Regions from separate parts of the Homo sapiens genome. Here regions 1, 3 and 4 are each linked to region 2. A link is an interaction called in ENCODE POLR2A ChIA-PET data of the cell type or tissue named here. Cell type or tissue: MCF 10A. All regions are shown on one strand. Links, peaks and the distances in the headings refer to the core of each region. The heading gives the core; the rest is flanking DNA.

Evidence for each region. Peaks named below come from ENCODE experiments on the same cell type or tissue, not always from the same donor. Only the 100,000 strongest peaks of a DNase experiment are listed, where the experiment ranks them.
Region 1: POLR2A ChIA-PET joins it to region 2 with 27 read pairs; 29 of 35 experiments call an interaction of 5 or more read pairs at or near these places.
Region 3: POLR2A ChIA-PET joins it to region 2 with 77 read pairs; 29 of 35 experiments call an interaction of 5 or more read pairs at or near these places.
Region 4: POLR2A ChIA-PET joins it to region 2 with 10 read pairs; 25 of 35 experiments call an interaction of 5 or more read pairs at or near these places.

The regions. Positions count from the first base shown.
Region 1 is chr6:30,825,595-30,830,308 of GRCh38, reverse strand. The region is part of intron 1 of LINC00243 (long intergenic non-protein coding RNA 243); the gene reads left to right. Among named protein-coding and RNA genes, the nearest start is that of LINC00243, 2.7 kb to the left of the region's middle. RefSeq lists enhancers at 704-1,603, 1,483-1,777, 2,577-3,077. In MCF 10A, for the core only: a CTCF peak has its summit at 1,641 (motif pointing left); DNase peaks (open chromatin) are centred at 1,658 and 3,138.
Region 2 is chr6:30,749,804-30,755,308 of GRCh38, reverse strand. It overlaps the pseudogene RN7SL353P. Among named protein-coding and RNA genes, the nearest start is that of IER3, 8.0 kb to the right of the region's middle. In MCF 10A, for the core only: no CTCF peak of the experiment used is centred there; a DNase peak (open chromatin) is centred at 2,738.
Region 3 is chr6:30,816,153-30,821,736 of GRCh38, reverse strand. The region is part of intron 1 of LINC00243 (long intergenic non-protein coding RNA 243); the gene reads left to right. Among named protein-coding and RNA genes, the nearest start is that of LINC00243, 12 kb to the left of the region's middle. In MCF 10A, for the core only: no CTCF peak of the experiment used is centred there; DNase peaks (open chromatin) are centred at 1,326, 2,236 and 3,106.
Region 4 is chr6:30,806,036-30,811,619 of GRCh38, reverse strand. No RefSeq gene overlaps it. Among named protein-coding and RNA genes, the nearest start is that of LINC00243, 22 kb to the left of the region's middle. In MCF 10A, for the core only: no CTCF peak of the experiment used is centred there; no DNase peak of the experiment used is centred there.

The sequences.
Region 1 (4,714 bases), core at 1-4,000, 76 kb before region 2:
TTACTAACCACAAAGACTCCCATTCATATCAGCTGTGTCTGAAGGTCAGAGGCCCAGACTCTGAATGTTCTAGGCTGGGTCAGACCCCTGGGATGGTCACTGGACCCCATAGGAGAAGAGATAGGGGAGTCCCTAATAAAACTTCAATTACATTTCCTGCCTGCTTGGTCAGTGGATACTAAATGCAGATGACTTAGAAAAAGAAAGAATTGTGAGATGCTGTGGAGTCAACTCAATGTCATCATTAGCGTCTTCCTCTTCAGAGTCCTGTATCCCAGCGACGGAGCTCAAGGTTCAGACTAAAGGCTTCCTACCCCTGGCAAGGAGGTCTTTATAGTGGAGGTGAACGTTTACACACTACACTCTGAGAATTTTTTTTTTAAAGTAGCCTCTATTTTGTATGTCTTCTCATCCTGTTAGAGTAAGTAGCTAGTCAGGGATGAGCAGGGCAGGAGAGGGCGCCCCAGACACACACCCACAGGAATGTCAGGCAAACATCAGGTGAGGGTCAGGCAGTTGTTAACGGGCTCTCTAAAATAATTGGTCACAGCTGGCACCAGAGACAGGCAGTCTCCCAATAGAAACATCTGAAACTGGTGATCAGCAGTTTCCCAATAAGATCCCAGTAAGTGACCAAAGAGGCAAGAATTGAGGTTGCTGCAGACCCCTATGGATTTGCTGCCACTAACGATCCCTACTACTGCTGCTGGGGAGGAGGTTTTAATAGTATCTATTAATTAAAGATATCCCAGTCTCTTTTCTATCCTCCCTCCCCAAATACTGCTCGGTCCACCTCATGAGATTGTCCTGGGCCTTTTGAGACCCAGGCAATGGGAAGAGAAGGCCATGGAAGTGGACTGAGAATGCTGGGTGTCTAGATTAACTATGCTGCCCTCCGGAAGGCACCTCCAGTAGGATGCACAGCTGTGGCTATCAGCAAATTCCCCTTCCTCCTCTTGCAGGTGCCCTAGAGAACATGGATAGGGCTGCAGGTGGTTAATGGTTCAAAGACTACTCAGTGAAGACGCTGCCTGGGGGAACAGAGTGTGGCCACATCTAAGGAAAGAAGGTACAGGTGAACAGGAGAGGAGGTGAAGGAGAAGCGAGCAGGTGGGGGTTGCGGAGGGGCTGAGGAAGGTCAGGCAGAGCCAGGAGACCAATCCAGCTCCTTGGAAGGTAGCTCAGTTGACTCCTTACCATGTGGCATTTGTAAAAGGTGGACAGTAGAGGCCTGGGGCCAGAGAGAGGCTGGACCAGATTCCCACTGTAAAAATCTCCTTGCCAAGGTCCAGGTAGGGTGTCCTTAAGTCTGAATCTTGATCCCCATCGCTGGGATACAGGACTCTGAAAGAGGAAGATGCTAAATGACTGCATTTGGGGAGGGAAAGACACGCTCACTTCTCCCCAGCCCCAAGTTGCCCTGTGTTGCTGCCACACTACGTAACTACAGTCATAAACTATATTTGAAGCATGATGGAACCTGAACCATGGCAGTAGCTTAAGTTGACTACATTAACAGGGAAAGCTGAGTCATGATTCTATACTGAATATAAAAATTAAGTCAGATGTGCTCACTCACATGCACACAAATATTCTGGAAAGCTGAGATCCACAGCCCCAAGATGGGGAAAGGGCTCCCCCTGGTGGGATTGCCAGAGGTTCCCCCATGGAACTGCACGCCCCAGACCAAGCCAAAGCCCCAAGCAAAACAATCTGCTATGTCATGCAGGATTGGAAGACTTTCGTTTGCTTCAGGGCCAATTTATGACTCCCGGTATTCTCTGTCCTGAAATGACACCCAGTTCCAGGAAGAATTGGATTCTAGGACCAACTTGTACAGGCGCCCCAGGAGACAGTCTGGGCATGCAGGTCAGCCGATGTGTGCCGGGGAAGACTGTCCACATTTGCTCCTCAGTCCCACTGGGCCTGATCACAGGCCACCCCCCATAGTAAAGGGGAGCCAGGGCCCCTGGGCAAGGTTAGATGCTGCCTCTCATGCCCCTGAATTAGCCAAGAGGCGCTCCAGCAGGAAGCCTTGTTTGGCTTATATTGCAAAGGAGGCACCACTTACTATGCAGTCCCCTGCCCGGAGCACCTTGCCTGTGCTACTGAGAAATGTCCTGCTGCAGCAGGAGAGGCGGATCGAGCTACAGCCAAGAGTGTGCCCTGCCTCCATCTGTTGACCCAGGTCAGAATGATGTGGAACACTGGACAGTTAACTCACTGGGTTCAAAAAACACAGCAACACAATGCTCTGGGTGCCTCCTGGCTGTGATGTGCACTATTGTTTTCTGGGGAGATCCCATCACATATGAAACTTCAGATGTTCATCCAGTGATCATGTCAAGCTTCCATTGTTTGCTCTCATATGCTCCCTGGAGCTGGATTCCACCCTGGCTCAAGACCTCTGATGAAGTGCTGGCATGGAGCAGAAACTCCCTTAGGCAGAAACCCCCTTTCCCCCTTGCCACCCACCCCCCACCAGCACCCCATCCTAGGGATGCCACCGCAGGTCTCCTCTCATAGCAGCACTACTTCCTCAATTCTCAACTTCAGGTTACTGCTACAGAGTCTCGCACCTGATCCAGCCTTGAGAAAGTGATTAGAGTGTGACCGGAAAAAATTGTTAGTGATCCCCAAATATGTAGTATAAAGCTACAGTAAATGCTTCTAAAAAATAGACACAAGTGAAACAGGCTAGCCCAGGGGCTTTCAATACAGAGCAATGATAGATATAATATTAGAGAAAATTAAAAAGCAATGCTCCACAAAGGGAGAATATCCCCAAAGATATTCCCAGAAACTGAATATAAATGCAAAAGATGAACAGGGCTACAGCTGTGGCCTGTTGGGTTCTGACTCAGGGTACAGTTAAAGGCAGCTGGGAAGTCAAGTCCTGTTGAGTACTGAGTGGTGAGATAGAATTAAATTGCCCACTGAGGTGGGGGACCAGTGTCATGGTCACTGTGAAAATATTAGGGACTCAGATTCCCCTCTTGCCCACACTTCCACCCTCTTCAAGAAGACTGAAATAGCTTGCTACTAACTTCGCCTGGGACTGTGGCCTAGGGAGGCCCGTGGTTACCAAACGGCACCACACCTGGGCTTAACTGAGCCACCCACAGCCATGGGGCTGGATGTGAGTCATTCCCAGGGTTATCCCAGGGCAGGAGCCCCGACTGCCATATAAGACCTAGTCCTGAACACTGGCCCCTGGGAAGGGCAACTGCACAGCCACTAGGCAGGGAGGAGTGAGGAACAAGAGAAGGGAGACAGAGAAAGCCTGGAAATGAACCTGGAAGCTGAAATTCCAAAACACATAAAAACTAACACTGAGAAAGGCAGCCAGCAACATCAACACTTGATGCATGACAGGTGAAGTGAAAAGAATATAATCATTGGAAAGAGTCTTCAGTATCCTCAAGGAGGCAGTTAAACATATAATGTTCACTTAAAAATCAAGCCACTATGAGATTACAACCAGGCAGAAACGTGCTGTCATATAACAATGGAACAGAAAAATATTATGCAATAAATGGTTCAGGAGAAATAATTATTAATATTTGGGAAAATACATATAGTAGATGTAAATCCTCACTTCATCTAACATATCCTGAGCAAATCTAAATATTTTTTAATCTCTGAAAAGGGTAGGATGTTCTAAATTAGCTGAAAGAAGCCAGGTGTGTTGGTGGCGTAATTCCCAGCTACTTGAGAGGCTGAGGCAGGAAGATCGCTTATGCCCAGAAATTCGAGACCCGCCTGAGAAACATAGCAAGACTCCCAGTCTCTTAAAGAAAAATAAAACTAGATTTTAAGATAAATATCATACAAGAAATATGAAAGTAATAAGTAAAACATGGGAAAAAAGTAAAAAAACAAATTAACTGAAACAATAGGCCAACAAAAGAAAGGAATATATGCATAGATTTAACTACAAAAAGTTTTTAAATTTTTTTTTTTTTCTTTTGAGACAAAGTCTCGCTCTGTCACCCAGGCTGGAGTGCAATGGCACAATCTTGGCTCACTGCAAACTCCACCTCCCACATTCAAGCGATTCTCCTGCCTCAGCCTCTCGAGTTCCTGAGTACCTGGAACTACAGGCACAGGCCATCATGTCCAGCTGATTTTTTGTATTTTTAGTAGAGACAGGGTTTCACTATGTTGGCCAGGCTGGTCTTGAACTCCTGACCTCAAGTGATCCACCCTCCTCGGCCTCCCAATGTGCTGGGATTACAGGTGTGAGCCACTGCGCCTGGCTAATTTTTATATTTAATAGAAAAAAATGGAATGCAAATAAATAAGGAAAATGTTGGCAACAGTCTCTGAATCCAGCCTTTCTGGGTATGACTTTGGGCAAGTTACTTGACCTCTCCAGGCTTCTATTTCCTCCGTCATACGAGACTAATTATTGTACCGTGAGGCAGGATTAACTGAATTACTCCATTTAAAGCTCTTAGAACAGTAACCAGCACCTAGAAAATACCCCACAGCTATTTGTATTTTATATTGTACTGTGTGAGAAATTCAGACACAGACAATTTATAACAGAAACACCATAACTAATTAACAATTATCAACGAACAATTCAACTTCATTAATATTGAAAAAAATCTAATTTTTTTTTTGCCTTTCTAGTTGATAGACTGTTAAAATAACAATAGTGTATTCCTGCCCTAACCCTGGGGTCCTGTTCCTAAAAGCCTCCTTGGAT
Region 2 (5,505 bases), core at 843-4,842:
AGGCGCGCACCACAACACCTGGCTAATTTTTTAATTTTGTAGAGACGAGGTCTCTCCATGCTGCCCAGGCTGATCTCAAACTCCTGGGCTCAAGAAATCCTTCTGCCTTTAGGCTGGGCATGGTGGCACACACCTGTAATCCCAGCACTTTGGGAGACCAAGGTGGGCTGATCACTTGAGGTCAGGAGTTTGAGACCAGCCTGATCAACATGGTGAAACCTGTCTCTACTAAAAATACAAAAATTAGCTGGGCGTCGTGGTGCAAGTGCTGGGATCACAGGTGTGAGCCACTGGGCACAGCAGCGATTTCTTACTAAGCTAAACATGCACCTAGTTATACTACTCCTAGACATCTGCTCAAGAGAAATAAGAATACATGTCTTAAAAAAGAGTTGTCTATGAATGTTCATAGTAGCTTTATTCATCATTTCCAAAAATAAGAAAAAAACCACAATGTCCATCAATGGTGAATTAATAAGCCAACTGTCATATATTTATACAATGGAATGCTATGCAGAAGTCAAAAGGAAAGAACTACTGAATCATGCCATGACATGGATGAATCACAAAAATATTATACTGAGCAAAAGAATCTGGACACAAAAGAGTGTCTACTGTAGTTTCGTTCTTTCTTTCTTTCTTTTTTTTTTTGAGACGGAGTTTTGCTCTTGTTGCCCAGGCTGAAGTGAAATGGCGTGATCTCAGCTCACTGCAACCTCTGCCTCCTGGGGTCAAGTGATTCTCCTGCCTCAACCTCCCAAGTAGCTGGGATTATAGCCACCTGCCACCACACCTGGCTAATTTTTAGTAGAGACGGGGTTTCACCATGTTGGTCAGGCTGGTCTTGAACTCCTGACCTCAGATGATCCTCCCGCCTCGGCCTCCCAAAGTGCTGGGATTACAGGCATGAGCCACCTTGCCCAGCCTGTAGTTTCATCTATATGACATTCTAGAACAGGCAAAACTGTAAGGTTAGAAGTCTGATCAGTGGTTGCTATAGGGGATGGGGACAGGACTGACTACAAAGGGATGCAGGGAACTTTTGGGGGTGATGGAAAACTCTATATCATCATGGTGGAGGCCTTTACACAAACTATATGCATTTATCAAAACTCATCAAAAACTACTCCTAAGAAGGATGAATTTTACTGTATTTAAATTATACTTCAATCTACCTGACTTTTTAAAACAAAATGCAGTATCACCAAATACTACCAAATTTTATGTGAAAGGCTCAGGGTCAGAGATAGGATGAGTTCAACCCACAGGGATAGGTTGAGAATATCTGGTTTATACATTTCTTACTGATTTTTTTTTTTTTTGAGAAGTCTTGCTCTTGTCCCCCAGGCTGGAGTGCGATAGCGTGATCTCGGCTCACTGCAACCTCTGCCTCCCGGGTTCAAGCGATTCTCCTGCCTTAGCCTTCCAAGTAGCTGGGATTACAGGCGCCTGCCACCACGCCAGGCTAATTTTTGTATTTTTAGTAGAGACGGGGTTTCACCATGTTGGCCAGGCTGGTCTCGAACTCCTGACCTCAGGTGATTTGCCCACCTCGGCCTCCCAAAGTGCTGGGATTACAGGAATGAGACACCGTGCCTGGCCACTGATTTTTTTTTTAATGGTGACAATTTAATAATAATTTTAGGCCTTGTCAAGAGGTTACCAGTATTAAGACGGCTGCATCTCAATGGCACGTGCCTCTCCTGGCAATCAAAAAGATAGACAAATGACTATAATATCGTGTGTGTGATGCTTTGAGAGATTTGTATACAATGTAGATGAACTAATTCTGGATGGCAGGTTCAGGAGTGGTTTTTTCCCAGGAGAATAGGGAGGAAAAAGGAAAAGAAATAGAACGGTTATAGGGTCCAATGGGTAAGAGTTTGGCATGTGTGAGAAAAAGGACAAAATTAGAGATGCACAACATCAAGAAGCAATGGGGGTGTTGAAAGAGAAAGCCTGCAAGGTGCCTGGATTTGGGTTGGGAACTCAGAGAGTTTGGAGCCACTGAACTTACTGAAGCAGGCATGGACATGGTCAAGTCTGTCTTTGAACAAGAAAGCCCTGGGGGGTATAGGAGGTGAACCGGAGGAACAATAGTTAGGAAGGTTCTTTATGGCCCATGATTGTCCCATTTTCACTAAAATAAAATGTGCCTTTTTGGTAGTGAACTGTTCTGAATGCCAAAAGTACTAGGTAAGTTGGTCCCAACTGGAATATTGCAGCCCTGAGGGTGGCTCGGCTGCCCAGTCATTTGGTACCCCCTTTTTCTTTCCTGAACCAGAGAATCTCAGCTCTCAAGAAATCTATTAATTCAGGCTCCCAGGGTCAGCACCACTTGGTCTGTGTCAGAGACACAGCAGTCACACGCACAAACCCAAATGGTCATGGCTGACAGTGGAGGCCTCAGCAGGGCCAAGGAACACAGAGATTTGCAACCTCCCCTTGTGTGCAATTCCCCTTCTATGGTAGGTGGGATTCCCAACCTGGGGAAAGAAATGACCAAGTGTCTGGGAAGGGAAAGTGTCATAAAAGAGCCAGGGCCCAGGAGCTAGGATGACGGTGGCCTGAGGCCCAGACACTCTAGGGAATCCGTGAGACGTGGAGAGAAAACATGAGGGAAAGCAGAGCTACTGTCTGGCCGGCCCAGCTTCCTCTTTTATGAGCTCATGGGCAAAGCCAGGCCAGGCAGAGGGTGCTAGAGATTGAGTGAGCTTGTTTTTTCCCTAACTTGGTTCTGAGTCACACATGGCATCTATCCTTCCCAGAAAACCGCCTCAGGGCTCACCCCTTGGCAGCCCACCAAACCCCAGTACTGACACGCGATCCCCACTGGGTAGGGCCAGGGAGCTGCAGACAGGCCAGCCCCAGCACCCGCCTCCGCCCCTGGAGAGGCCTCTTGGGGAATGAACTGTCCCTCCCAACCTTGGAAGAAAAGAGCCTATGGCAACTGCTTTGGAGGGTAGGCTGGAGGCACGTCCAACTTTTGAGCACACATGGGAGACGCTGCTGAATCATGGGGTTTCAGAGGAGGAGAAACATTAGAGAGCCTTTAATTTATGCCTTTCACTTTGTAGATCAACTCATCCAGTAAATACGGGGTGTCTGAAAAGTCTGGACAAAAGGGGAAATATTTTATTTGTTGTGCATTTTTCCCCTATGATTATGTTTTGACTTCAATCTCCATCAAATTCTCCAATGGCTGACATTGGAGCTGTCTACAGAGAGATGCAGGCTGCTTCCCACGGGAACAGCACTGTAACAGTAATGACATCAACGATCCTGTATTTCTAGCCTTTTCAGCAGCCTGTATTGATTGACAGGCACAGTTCTAGGCACTGAAAATAGAGCAGTACACAAGATAGATAAAGTCCTACTCTGGTGGAGTTATAATCTGGTGGGAAAGAAACCAAGACCAAAGGAGGAGCCACAACACTGGGGTCCTAAGAAGCCGGCTTTGGCAGAAGGACAGGAATGCTGGGCCCTTTCCCAGCTCCCGGCTCAGCTCATAGCAGCCTCCAGGGTAGCTGGGTTGAGTTGGGCTGGGTCAGGCTGAGCTGCATCCCAGGGTAGGGTCATCGTGCCACTTTTGTGACCTTGCCTTGGTGCTCCCGGAACTCTTGCCATGGTTTTGCGTCAGGGGAACTGCCAGGGCCTGATTTTGGGCCTCCTAGAGCCTAGATGAATATCTTTAGGGGTCATTTGTTAACTTGCTGCCTAGAACTCACCACCCCACTCTACCCCCATGCCTCTGGAGAATTGTTCCAGCTAAAATGTAGGTGGGAGGGGATGTTTAAAATCACCTGTTCCTTGTCAGTATAGTGGTGAGTAAAAACAAATTTTTTTTTTTGCTGGGTGTGGTGGCTCACGCCCGTAATCCCAGCACTTTGGGAGGCCGAGGGGGCGGATCACGTGAGGTCAGGAGTTTTCCAGACCAGCCTGGCCAACATGGTGAAACCTTATCTCTACCAAAAATACAAAAATTAGCCGGGCATGGTGGCATGCGCTACTCGGGAGGCTGAAGCAGGAGAATCGCCTGAACCCGGGAGGCAGAGGTTGCAGTGAGCCGAGATTGTGCCACTGCACTCCAGCCTGGACGACAGAGTAAGACTTTCTTTTTTTTTAAGACGGAGTTTCACTCTCGTCGCCCAGGCTGGAGTGCAGTGGTGCAATCTCAGCTCACTGCAACCTCTGCCTCCCTGGTTCAGGCAATTCTCCTGCTTCAGCCTCCCGAGTAGCTGGGATTACAGGCACACGCCACCACGCCCAGCTAATTTTTGTATTTTTGGTAGAGACGGGGTTTTGCCATGTTGGCCAGGCTGGTCTCGAACTCCTGACCTCGTGATCCACCCACCTCAACCTCCCAAAGTGCTGGGATTATGGGCGTGAGCCACCACGCCCAGCCAAACTAAATTTTTTAAATAAATAAAGGCCAGACTTTGTGGCTCACGCCTGTAATCCCAACACTTTGGGAGGTTGAGGCGGGAGGATCGCTTGAGCCCAGAATTTTGAGACCTGCCTGGGCAACATGGCAAGACCCTGTCTCTACCAAAATAAATAAAAATTAGCTGGGCATGGTGGCACGTTCCTGGAGTCCCAGCTACTCAAGAGGCTGAGGTGGGAGGATCACTTGAGCCCAGGAGGTTGAGGTTGCAGTGAGCCATGTTTATGCCACTGCACTCCAGCCTGGGTGAGAGAGTGAGATCTTGTCTCAAAAAATAAATAAATACATACATAAAAAAATAAAATCACTCACATTAGTTGAACAGGAACTAGGAATGCAGAAGTCTTTGCTTCTCTGGAAAATAAAGAGCCACAAAACCTGCCTGATATGGAGAGGGAGGGAGGGCAGAGTAAAAAGAGAAAGAACTTGTATCTCCTGGTGATGTTAGCAGTTAGAGGTTATTTTCTCATTCCAGTTCCCTACTCCTGGGTTGGCTCACTGCTGCCCATCCCTGTTCCAAAGCAGTCCCTCTTCTCATAATTATAATAATGCCCCTGCTCCATGCAAGAAGCACCTACTATGTGCCCAGAAGGAGTAAATTTATATTCTTAACCTTTGCAGTTACCTAGAGGTCAATTTGCCCATTTATCAATTGAGGAAACAGATTTTCAGCAACATTAAGTAACTGGCCCAATATTGCCTAGTTAATAAGTAGCAGAGCTGGCACTTAAACCCAATTTCGTCTAACACCACTAGATTACAATATGTTCTTTTTGCTATTCCGTGTTTCCTTTCTATCTCAAACCCATCTCAAGTCACCAAGTAGTTATTGAGGATCTACTGAATACCAGGTGCAGCTAAAAAGCTTTCACTTTGTCATTCCCTACCCCCAGGACCCTGGTGCAGTCCCTTCACCCTGCTTTCCTTTCTCAGATGCTCCCATTTCCAAATCTCTGCCTCCCTTTCCCCTGCCCATTCTGCCTCCGCCAGTGCCCATTCTTGCCGTCCCCCGTTCTGGGCCTGTGGTCAGCAGTGCAGCAGTACCCAGGTGAGGCAGCAGG
Region 3 (5,584 bases), core at 796-4,795, 66 kb before region 2:
ATCACCATAACACCTGAAAAAAATAATAATAACAGCAAGAGTAGCTGCTCCAAATGTGTTCAAACCTCCTGGTCTGAATGGATTACATTCCTAAGTACCAAAATAAAAATTAACTGAGAGTATCTCCAAGTCACTATCAACGATCTCTGAGAAATCACAAAGAGGCAGAAAGGTATTAGAAGTTGGAGATTGTGTGGCTCTGATTCCCAAAGATGGAAAAAAAGATGAATGTTGAAAAGCACAGATCAGGCCAGGTGTGGGGGCTCACGCCTGTAATCCTAGCACTTTGGGAGGCTGAGGCAGGTGGATTACTTGAGTTCAGGAGTTTGAGATGAGCCTGGGCAAAACCCCATCTCTACAAAAAATACAAAAATTAGCTGGGCACGGTGGCTCACGCCTGTAATCCCAACACTTTGGGAGGCCGCGGCAGGCATATCACCTGAGGTCAGCAGTTCGAGACCAGCCTGACCAACATGGAGAAACCCTGTCTCTACTAAAAATACAAAATTAGCCAGGTGTGGTGGCGCATGCCTGTAATCCCAGCTACTCGGGAGGCTGAGGCAGGAGAATTGCTTGAACCTGGATGGTGGAGTCTGCAGTGAGCCGAGATCGTGCCATCACACTCCAGCCTGGGCAACAAGAGCAAAAACTCCATCTCAAGAAAAAAAAAAAAATTAGCCAGGTGTGGTGGTGCACACCTGTAGTCCCAGCTACTTGGGGGACTGAGGCAGGAGGATCACTTGAGCCCAGGAAGTCAAGGCTTGCAGTGAGCCAAGATCAGGCCACTGTACTCCAGCCTGGGTGACAAAGCGAGACTCTGTCTCAAAAATAAAAAAGAAAAGAAAACTACAGATAAGTGGCCTTGGCAATGACTGTAGGCAAAAACCCTCAAATGAGATACAGAAAGATGTTTTGTAAAGTGTTTCGTGAGCCCCGAGAAGAGCTGAGTATAGTCACCCCTAAGCTCAAGTGATCCTTTCACCTTAGCCTCCCAATAGCTAGGACTATAGGCGTGTCACCATTCCCTACTAATTTTTTAACACCTCCTTCCCGTCCCTCGACTCCTGCTCTCAAACTCTTCAGAAGACTTGTTCCCATGATTCTGTTGGAGACCATGTTCTCTGGAAACAGATACTGAGATAAAGTTGGGATGCAAGATGTTAATTAGGTATTAACACCTGTGAATAAGGGCAAGGAAGCAGGAGTGGGCAGAGGGAGAAGTTAAACTGAGCTGCAGGCCCAACCACACCTCTCATAACTCTGCAGAGAGCTTGGGGCAGTATTGTCTATCAAAGCAAAGCAAGTTGAACTGAAAGAGCCAGACATTTATATCCAGCCCTGCTTAGTCACCACATGGAGCTGCCAGGAGAAAGGGTGTGACCAGGAAGAGGGACCAGGCAGCTCTTTGCAGCCAGGGGACCCTGAAGGAGCTGATGGCTGGAGGCTGTCTGCTGACTGCTCTCCCATAGCTGGGCAACAAGTCCTTCCTTGGGGGAGATCTGAGCAGCACATCTCCATGTCCACTACGCTCTCCTTACTACCATTCCCCTCTGGCACCACTGAAATCCACCTTCCATCTTCGCTTTTACTCCACTCACTCCATCCCTTTGCTCCACGCCAAATCCAGTGGGCCCTTCTTGGTTCTTACCTTACAGCTGACCTCTCTCTCATTTGTTGAAGTTATCGATTTCTACAGTAACTTCTCCTCTCTCTCCTTGACCTCTCTACCCACACTTTGCCGGCCTGTTCAGGGGTCCTGTCCTCCATGCACTACCCAAGCACTGGGACTCCATTCTGAATCCATCCTCCTCTTCCTCCGTACTCTCCCAGGCGATCCCACCCACTATCAGGGTTTTAATTCCTGTTTATATGGCAGTGACTTTGAAATGTACTCTCCAGCTATCCTCTCTGCTAGGCTTCCGATTCCCATATCTAATTGGCTGCTGGCTATCTCCATGCTAAGGGCTGTCAGAACTGTGACATTCCACCTCTCTTCTCCCACTGTGTTCCCACCCTAATTCTTCCAGTGCAAGAAACCAGGGACCCTTTGAACCTGCTCTGTCAAGTTTCTTTTCTCGGCAGCCACCCCCGCTGGGTCCAGTTTGGGCATGGGTATGGAAGCACTCCGAACAGTATCAAGGACTCTGCATATGGAGATTTGCATCACTGACATATAAATAGCTGATGCTGGTGCTGAAACCAAAGAATATTCATCACTGATCACACCCACTACTTGCCCAACCAGATGTGAACCTCTGACTCAGTGGGTCCACAGGAAAGAGTTACTCAGCACTTCCTAGGTATAGGTGATGAGAGATGGTATTCATTTATTTTACAGCTTGAAGAATCTGTAAAGAAAATCTGAAGAAAAGAGTTATCTGGGCTGGGCACGGTGGCTCACGCCTGTAATCCCAGTACTTTGGGAGGCCGAGGCGGGCGGATCACGAGGTCAGGAGATTGAGACCAGCCTGGCCAACAGGGTGAAACCCCGTCTCTATTAAAACACAAAAATTTAGCCGGGCGTGGTGGCGCATGTCTGTAGTCCCAGCTACTCGGGAGGCTGAGGCAGGAGAATCGCTTGAACCCGGGAGACGGAGGTTGCAGTGAGCCAAGATTGCGCCACTGCACTCCGGCCTAGCGACAGAGCGAGACTCCATCTCAAAACAACAACAACAAAAAAAGAGTTCTCTGAGCAGGTAGCTTTTAGCCACACCTTTTATTTCCAGGCCTATACCTGTGTGGCAAAGGCTTAAATAGGAGGTATTTCTGAAGGAAAATTAACTCCAGTTTATTTAAATATACCATGCTTCGTGTATATATGTCCTCTCCTTCCAAACCGGAATTTCCAGTTAAATTCAAGGAATAATTATCAAGTAAATACAACATGACAAGAGCAAGGCTAAGTACAGGACAGTTCCTGCCTTAAGGAATCTAAGGTGAAAGGATAAGTCTAATGGAAGCGCATTCCAGTTTGCTGATGAGCACAAAAGCCATAGCAGCTAAGTGCCATGGGTTCCAGAGAAGGAAAGTGTCTCCGTGCAGGCTGGCTTCATAAAGGCTTCTGAGATAGGCCTAAAGGATAGATCAGATTTCAGGAAGTAAGCACAAGACAGGAATAAGCAAGAAATAATGATGACACACAAGGAATGGAGAGGAAAGAATGCCATCAGAAGAATATCTTCAGAGAATTGCACAATAAAGAGTAATGGTAAGGAAATTTTCTTATAGCTAAGGCCAAATATTGAGACTACAGAAATACCCTGGGAGGCTAGAGAGAGGCAACGTCATGGGGGTAAGATTGGTTTTTTGTTTGATTGGTTTTTTTTGGGGGGGGCGGTTAGGTTTTTTCTTTGGAGAAGGAGTCTCCCTCTGTCACCCAGGCTGGAGGGTAGTGGCGCAATCTCAGCTCACTGCAACCTCCGCCTCCCAGGTTCAAGCGATTCTCCTGCCTCAGCCTCCCGAGTAGCTTGGATTACAGGCAACCACCACCTCGGCCGAATGATTTTTGTATTTTTAGTAGAGACAGGGTTTCACCATGTTGGCCAGTCTGGTCTTGAACTCCTGACCTCAGGTGATCCATTCACCTTGGCCTCCCAAAGTGCTGGGATTATAGGTATGAGCCACATACCCAGCCAGATTGTTAAAATAATATTATTACAAGGAGGTGGGTAGAAAAGGCCAAAATCACTGCCCCATTAACTTTTCCTAGGCCCCAGTTCAGACCCAAACTCTTTTTAGACTTCCCTTTTCTACCATCATGGGCAGCACGGGTGTTGTGGCTCCGAGACCCCTCTTCTATCCAGCTCCCTGAAAAGAACAATGCCCACTAAAGGCTTGCTGGGAGTTGATCCATCACTTCTGGTTTGGTAGAATGTTTCCCTAAGGATCTCTTGAGCCCAGGAATTCAAGACCAGCCTGAGAAACATGGAAAAAACGCATCTCCACAAGAAATGCAAAAATGAATGGGGTGTGGTGGTGTGCGCCTGTAGTCCCTAAGGGCTGTCAGAACTTAGGAGGCTAAGACAGGAGGATTGCTTGAGCCCAGGAAGTCGAGGCTGCAGTGAGCCATGATCACACCACTGTACTCCAGCCTGGGCAACAGAGCAAGACCCTGTCTCAAAGAAAAAGTTTCCCTAATGTTGCCCACATGGGTAACTCCCTCCCACCTATCCCAGTTGTAATTAAGTGAGAACACTCTAGTCCTTGTTCTTAAATGAAGGAAGTGAAAATTTGTGAGGACAAGAATGTTCTGGGCCTGGTGACCTCCCGAAGTGAGCTTGGCAGCAAATCTTCCCATTTGCCTTGGGAAAGCCCTAAAAAAACCAGAGTATGGGATACTGATAGTGGTTATAATTGCTAACGAGGTTAGGGTTTTAACACATGACGCATGCTAAGTAGTCAAAATTCCCCATTTTACAGAAAGAGAAACTGAAGTTCAAAGATGCTATGTGCAATCCCCCTACATGGAGACACAGTCTGAGTCTAGTTTCTCAAGGCCTTGGCAGGGCCTGAGGGAGTGGGTAACATGGGTATGGCTTGTATACATTTATGAATTTTGTATCTGGGAAGCAATATGGAGAAATAGCCTGTAAGGAAGGAAAAGATTAGACACTATTTACTGCAGCTCCAAACAAAACTACACAGAGGCCAGGAGCAGTGGCTGATGCCTGTAATCCCAGCATTTTGGGAGGCCAAGGTGGGTGAATCACCTGAAGTCAGGAGTTTGAGACCAGCCTGGCGAACATGGTGAAACCCTGTCTCCACTAAAAGTACAAAAATTAGCCGGGTGTGGTGGCACACGCCTGTAATCCTACCTACTCAGGAGGCTGAGGCAGGAGAATCACTTGAACCTGGGAGGCAGAGGTTGCAGTGAGCTTGAGAGGTGACAGCCTGCTAGCAGTCCTCACAGCTCTCACTCGCTCTGGGCGCCTCCTCTGCCTGGGCTCCCACTTTGGCGGCATTTGAGGAGCCCTTCAGCCCACCGCTGCACTATGGGAGCCCCTTTCTGGGCTGGCCAAGGCCAGAGCCGGCTCCCTCAGCTTGCAGGGAGGTGTGGAGGGAGAGGCGCGAGCGGAACCGGGGCTGCGTGCAGTGCTTGCGGGCCAGCTGGAGTTCCGGGTGGGCGTGGGCTTGGCGGGCCCCGCACTCGGAGCAGCCGGCCGGCCCTGCCAGCCCCAGGCAGTGAGGGGCTTAGCACCCGGGCCAGCGGCTGCGGAGGGTGTACTAGGTCCCCCAGCAGTGCCGGCCCACCGGCGGTGCGCTCGATTTCTCGCCAGGCCTTAGCTGCCTTCGCACGGGGCAGGGCTCGGGACCTGCAGCCCGCCATGCCTGAGCCTCCCACCCCCTCCGTGGGCTCCTGTGCGGCCCAAGCCTCCCCGACGAGCGCCGCCCCCTGCTCCAGGGCCCCCAGTCCCATCGACCGCCCAAGGGCTAAGGAGTGTGAGCGCATGGCCCAGGACTGGCAGGCAGCTCCACCTGCAGCCCCGGTGCTGGATCCACTGGGTGAAGCCAGCTGGGCTCCTGAGTCTGGTGGGGACGTGGAGAGTCTTTATGTCTAGCTCAGGGATTGTAAATACACCAATCG
Region 4 (5,584 bases), core at 925-4,924, 56 kb before region 2:
TTTTGTTTGTTTGTTTGTTTGTTTTGAGACAGAGTCTCACTCTGTCACCCAGGCTGGAGTGCAGGGGCACATTCTCGGCTCACTGCAGCCTCCACCTCCAGGTTCAAGTGATTTTCGTGCCTCAGCCTCCCAAGTAGCTGGAGTTACAGGAATATGCCACTACACCCAGCTATTTTTTTTTTTTTTTTTTTTTTTAGTAGAGACAGGATTTCACTATGTTGGCCGGGCTAGTCTCAAACTCCTGACCTCAAGTGATCTGCCAGCCTTGGCTTCCCAAAGTGTAGGGATTATAGGCGTGAGCCACTGCACCCCGCCCAGAAATGAGATTCCTGATGCTCGATCAAGTCAGGGTGGTGGCTCAGAAGGCTGGATGGACCTGGGGGTTGTAAAGGTAGCCAGGGTTTGTTTTAATCAGGTGTGGCAAGACGTGCAGACACAGGAATCACTTTCATGGAGGAAGACATTTACTCACAGTTCCCTAGAAACATGCATGAGGCATGGCATGGCGTGCAGGGGTGCCCCATGGGGAAGCACCTGAGTCAGTCAGGAGGCAGTGGGAGTGAAAGGAAAATGTGGGCAAGAGCCTTTATTGTGGTTTCACAGGCAGGAGTGTGCAGGCAGGTAAGCAAGTTCAGGCTCGGCTAGTTTGAATAATTTCAGCAGCCTCTGGGGCATAGGGGCTGTCCCTAGCTCTCTAGTACTGGTCCTGGGCTGACTAGGGGAATTGCAGCTAGGAGTGGCAGAGCCTGATGAAGGTGGTGGTTGGGAGGATGGGGTCTAGCTTGGTTGATCTACATATGACAGGCGAGTTCTTTGCTTCTAGGAATTAGCTCAACCTGGGAGAGGCAGTCACTCCAGGGTCAGCAAGACCCCACGATGTGGAAGTATCAGAATATAGAAACTAGAAAACATGGTTAATTACACTAGGTTCTTGCCAATATTGCTATGCTATTAGGATCCCTGCTCTCACCTCTAGATTTATTCTAAATGCAGAAAAATTAAACTCTCAATTTTTTATGCCACTGTTTTTCAGGTTTCTATTACTGGTTAGGTGAATGCCAGGCCTGTACTGATAATGATCCTAAAGAAGACTCCTCTTTCATACGGCCTAGTAACCGATTCTCAGATCTTATCCATATAAATAGGCTGTTAGTCAAACAAGAAAAATAGCAAGATAAGTAACAGATCCTTCACAGAGTAACTACTCTCATCTATGTGCGTGCACACACACACAAACACACACACTAGTGCGAAAATAAAATGATTTTTCACAGACTTTTTCTGAAGATTGAAGATTTCAAAACAGTCTGAAAAAAAGTTTCAAAAGTGGTCCTGAAGTTAGCTTTACATCAATGCATTAAATATTAACTTTTTTTTTTTTTTGAGATGGAGTCTCACTCCGTCACCCAGGCTGGAGTGCAGTGATGCCATCTCGGCTCACTGCAACTCCTGTCTCCCGGGTTCAAGTGATTCTGCTGCCTCAGCCTCCCAAGTAGCTAGGATTACAGGCATGCACCACCATGCCTGGCTAATATTTTTGTATTTTTAGTAGAGATGGTGTTTCACCATGTTGGCCAGGCTGGTCTCGAACTCCTGACCTCAAGTGATCCACCCGCTTTGGCCTCCCAAAGTGCTGGGATTACAGGCGTGAGCCACTGTGCCCGGCCTAAATATTAACCTTATATGAACAAAAAGAGAAACGAGGATATATGGAGAGAGTAAAAGAGAAGTGAGGCACGGTGAGAAATTGGGAAGGGAGACCTGAGCCTTTGTCTATAGCGAAGGTTGAAAATTCAGCCACCTGCAGGGGCAAAGCAGAAAATGCAAATGAGGTAGCAGGCTTGGGATAAGAAAGACCTGGCTCTTGTTCTCTGTTTTCCCTTTTTTCAGTAAAGATATAGGTAGAAACTAAAATTTGTCTGCTAGAGGAAAAAATAACTACTCAAGCTAAATAATAAATGCCAATTGGCACTTTCCCTCAGTGTTAAGGAGGCCAGGAGGCATGGAGTGGGCACTGGTGAACAGAGTGGGGCAGCCACCGCCCAGCTCCATCAACTGTTACTAGCAATCGGTGTAGGTCGCATGATGCCAGATAGCCTGATTTTTTTTTAAGCTGTAAAACTGGGATTTCTGTTTAGAGACCGGGTCTCACCCCAGTCTGGAGTGCAATGGCACTATCATAAAACACTGCAGCCTGGAACTCCTGGGCTGAAACAATCCTCCCTCCTCAGCCTCTCAAATTAAATTGTAGGTGTGAACCACCACACCCAGCTGATTTTTATTATTTTTTGTAAAGACAGGGTCTCACTGTGTTGCCCATGTTGCCCAGGATAAAATCTGGATTTTTATGTGAAATCTCCAATTCTTAATTGTTGAGATTGAAGACTTTTTTTCTTCTTTTTTTTTGGAGCCAGGGTCTTGCTCTGTCACCCAAGCTGGAGTGCAGTAGCACAATCAAAGTTTTCTACAGCCTTGACCTCCTGGGCTCAAGCAGTCCTCCCAGCTCAGCCTCCCCAGAAGCTGACTACAGACTACAGGTGTGTAGCATCATGCCTGGCTAATTTTTGTATTTTTTATAAAGACGGGGTCCTACTGTGTTGCCCAGGCTGGTCCCAAACTCCTGGGCTCAAGCAATCCTCCCAACTCGGCCTCCCAAAGTGCTGGAGTTACACGCATGAGCCACTGCTCCCAGTTCCTGAAGACAATATTTTGGATAAACGTTCTCTTAGCAAATTATATGTTTCTGCAGAGCAGATACTCAGGCAGTAGGCCATCGGTTTGCACTTCTATTATGCTGAACAAATGAGATAGGAAGCTGTTGCAAAGAAAGGAAGGGGAAAAGCAAGGGGCTAGCTGACAGTAAGAAAGACTGGGAGACGGACAAGGAGAGACCCAAGGTGATGGGATGAAAAAAGAAGAAAAAAAAATATTGATGAATGCGATTGAGAAGAGATTGGGGGCCGGATGCAGTGGCTCACGCCTATAATCCCAGCAGGCGTGAGGCCAAGGCAGGCGGATCACCTGGGGTCAGGAATTCGAGACCAGCCTGGCCAACATGGCAAAACCCCATCTCTACTAAAAATAGAAAAAAAAAGCCAGGCATGGTGGCATGTGCCTGTAGTCCCAGCTACTTGGGAGGCTGAGGCACGAGAATCACTTGAACCCGGACGGCGGCGGAGGTTGCAGTGAGCGGAGATTACGCCACTGCACTCCAGCCTGGGTGATAGAGTGAGACTCCATCTCAATTAAAAAAAGAAGAAGAGATTGAGAAAGAATGAAGAAGAGAGGAAGAAAACACTGGGGCTCAGAAAACAATACCCCAAAGTGTGGCACTTTGGCATGCTGAATACTTTGAACTAAAGGACATTGGGAAGACTCAGAAGCAGCCTCGAAACCAAGATCCCTCTGACCTTCTGCCCCTCCTGTCTCTCGCCCCTCATTCTCTCCTGAAGTGAGCCACAGAAGCCAGAATTAGTCCTCCCTAAGGTCATAGAAACCAGAACCCCTGTTCCCCAAAGCCAGCCATAAAAACTAGAATTATTTCTTCTACTGCTTCCTAAGACATGACCATAAATAAATAGTCTGACCTACGCTTGTCTAATGGTGGGCCATAATGAGAGGTGACAGCGTGCTGGCAGTCCTCAGAGCCCTCGCTTGCTCTTGCCACCTCCTCTACCTGGGCTCCCACTTTGGCGGCATTTGACGAGCCCTTCAGCCCACCACTGCACTGTGGGAACCCCTTTCTGGGCTGGCCAAGGCTGGAGCCCACTCCCTCAGCTTGCAGGGAGGTGTGGAGGGAGAGGTGCGAGCGGGAACCGGGGCTGCGAGCGGCGCTTGGGCGCCAGCGGGAGTTCCGGGTGGGCGTGGGCTTGGAGGGCCCCGCACTCAGAGCAGCCGGCCAGCCCTGCCGGCCCCGGGCAATGAGGGACTTAGCACCCGGGCCAGTGGCTGCAGAGGGTGTACTGGGTCGCCCAGCAGTGCCAGCCCACCGGCGGTGCGCTCGATTTCTCACCGAGCCTTAGCTGCCTTCCCGCGGGGCAGGGCTCGGGACCTGCAGCCCGCCATGCCTGAGCCTCCCACCCACTCAAAGGGCTCCTGTGCGGCCCGAGCCTCCCCGACGAGCACCACCCCCTGCTCCACGACGCCCAGTCCCATCGACCACCCAAGGGCTGAGGAGTGCAAGCACACGGCACAGGACTGGCAGGCAGCTCCACCTGCAGCCCCAGTGTGGGGTCCACTAGGTGAAGCCAGCTGGGCTCCTGAGTCTGGTGAGGATGTGGAGAGTCTTTATGTCTAGCTCAGGGATTGTAAATACACCAATCAGCACCCTGTGTTTAGCTCAAGGCTTGTGAGTGCACCAGTCCACACTCTGTATCTAGTTGCTCTGGTGGAGCCTTGGAGAACCTGTGTGTCCAAACTCTGTATCTAACTAATCTGATGGGGACGTGGAGAACCTTTGTATCTAGCGCAAGGATTGTAAACGCACCAATCAGCACCCTGACAAAACAGGCCACTCGGCTCTACCAATCAGCAGGATGTGGGTGGGGCCAGATAAGAGAATAAAAGCAGGCTGCCCGAACCAGCATTGGCAACCCGCTTGGGTCCCTTTCCAGACTGTGGAAGGTTTGTTCTTTTGCTCTTTGCAATAAGTCTTGCTGCTGTTCACTTTTTTGGGTCCATGCTGCTTTTATAAGTTGTAACACTTACTGCGAAGATCTGCAGCTTCACTCCTGAGCCAGCAAGACCATGAACCTACCAGAAGGAAGAAACTCCGAACACATCTGAACATCAGAAAGGACAGACTCCAGAAGCGCCACCTTAAGGGCTATAACACTCACCGCGAGGGTCTGTGGCTTCGTTCTTGAAGTCAGTGAAACCAAGAACCCACCATTTCTGGACACAATAAGATCCTCATTCCAGAGGGGTCCAGTCCCATACCTGGCTGGCAGAAATGCTACAACATAGAGGCCGAGAAGAATCCGGACAGACAGGCATTGCTGGATTCCTCCAGGAGATCATACCCTTTCTGTCCCATAATGCTTCCACATGACCATCCATTCTTCATCAACTCTAAGCATAAAAAATGAGAATTTTCCCTGTGGGTCTTAATTCTTTTCTTTTTCCTTTTTTTTTTTTTTTTTTTTTGAGACGGAGTCTTGCTCTGTCGCCCAGGCTGCAGTGTGGCAGTGTGATCTCAGCTCACTGCAACCTCTGCCTCCTGTGTTCAAGCAATTCTCCTGCCTCAGCCTCATGAGTAGCTGGGACTACAGGTGCATGCCACCACACCCAGCTAAATTTTTTTTTTTTTTAGTAGAGACAGGATCTTACCATATTGGACAGGCTGGTCTTGAACTCCTGACCTCAAGTGATCTGCCCACCTCGGCCTCCCAAACTGCTGGGATTACAGGCATGAGCCGCCACATCCGGCCCCTGTGGGTCTTCATTCTAAAGGCCACCGTGACACATAAAACTTGGATTCAATAAATGTTTTTCTCTCATTAACCTGTCTTTTGTTAGAGGACCGTGGCCGAGACTTTCATGATGGAGAGAAAAGGTATCACAGAAAAGGTATGCCCTTTTCTGC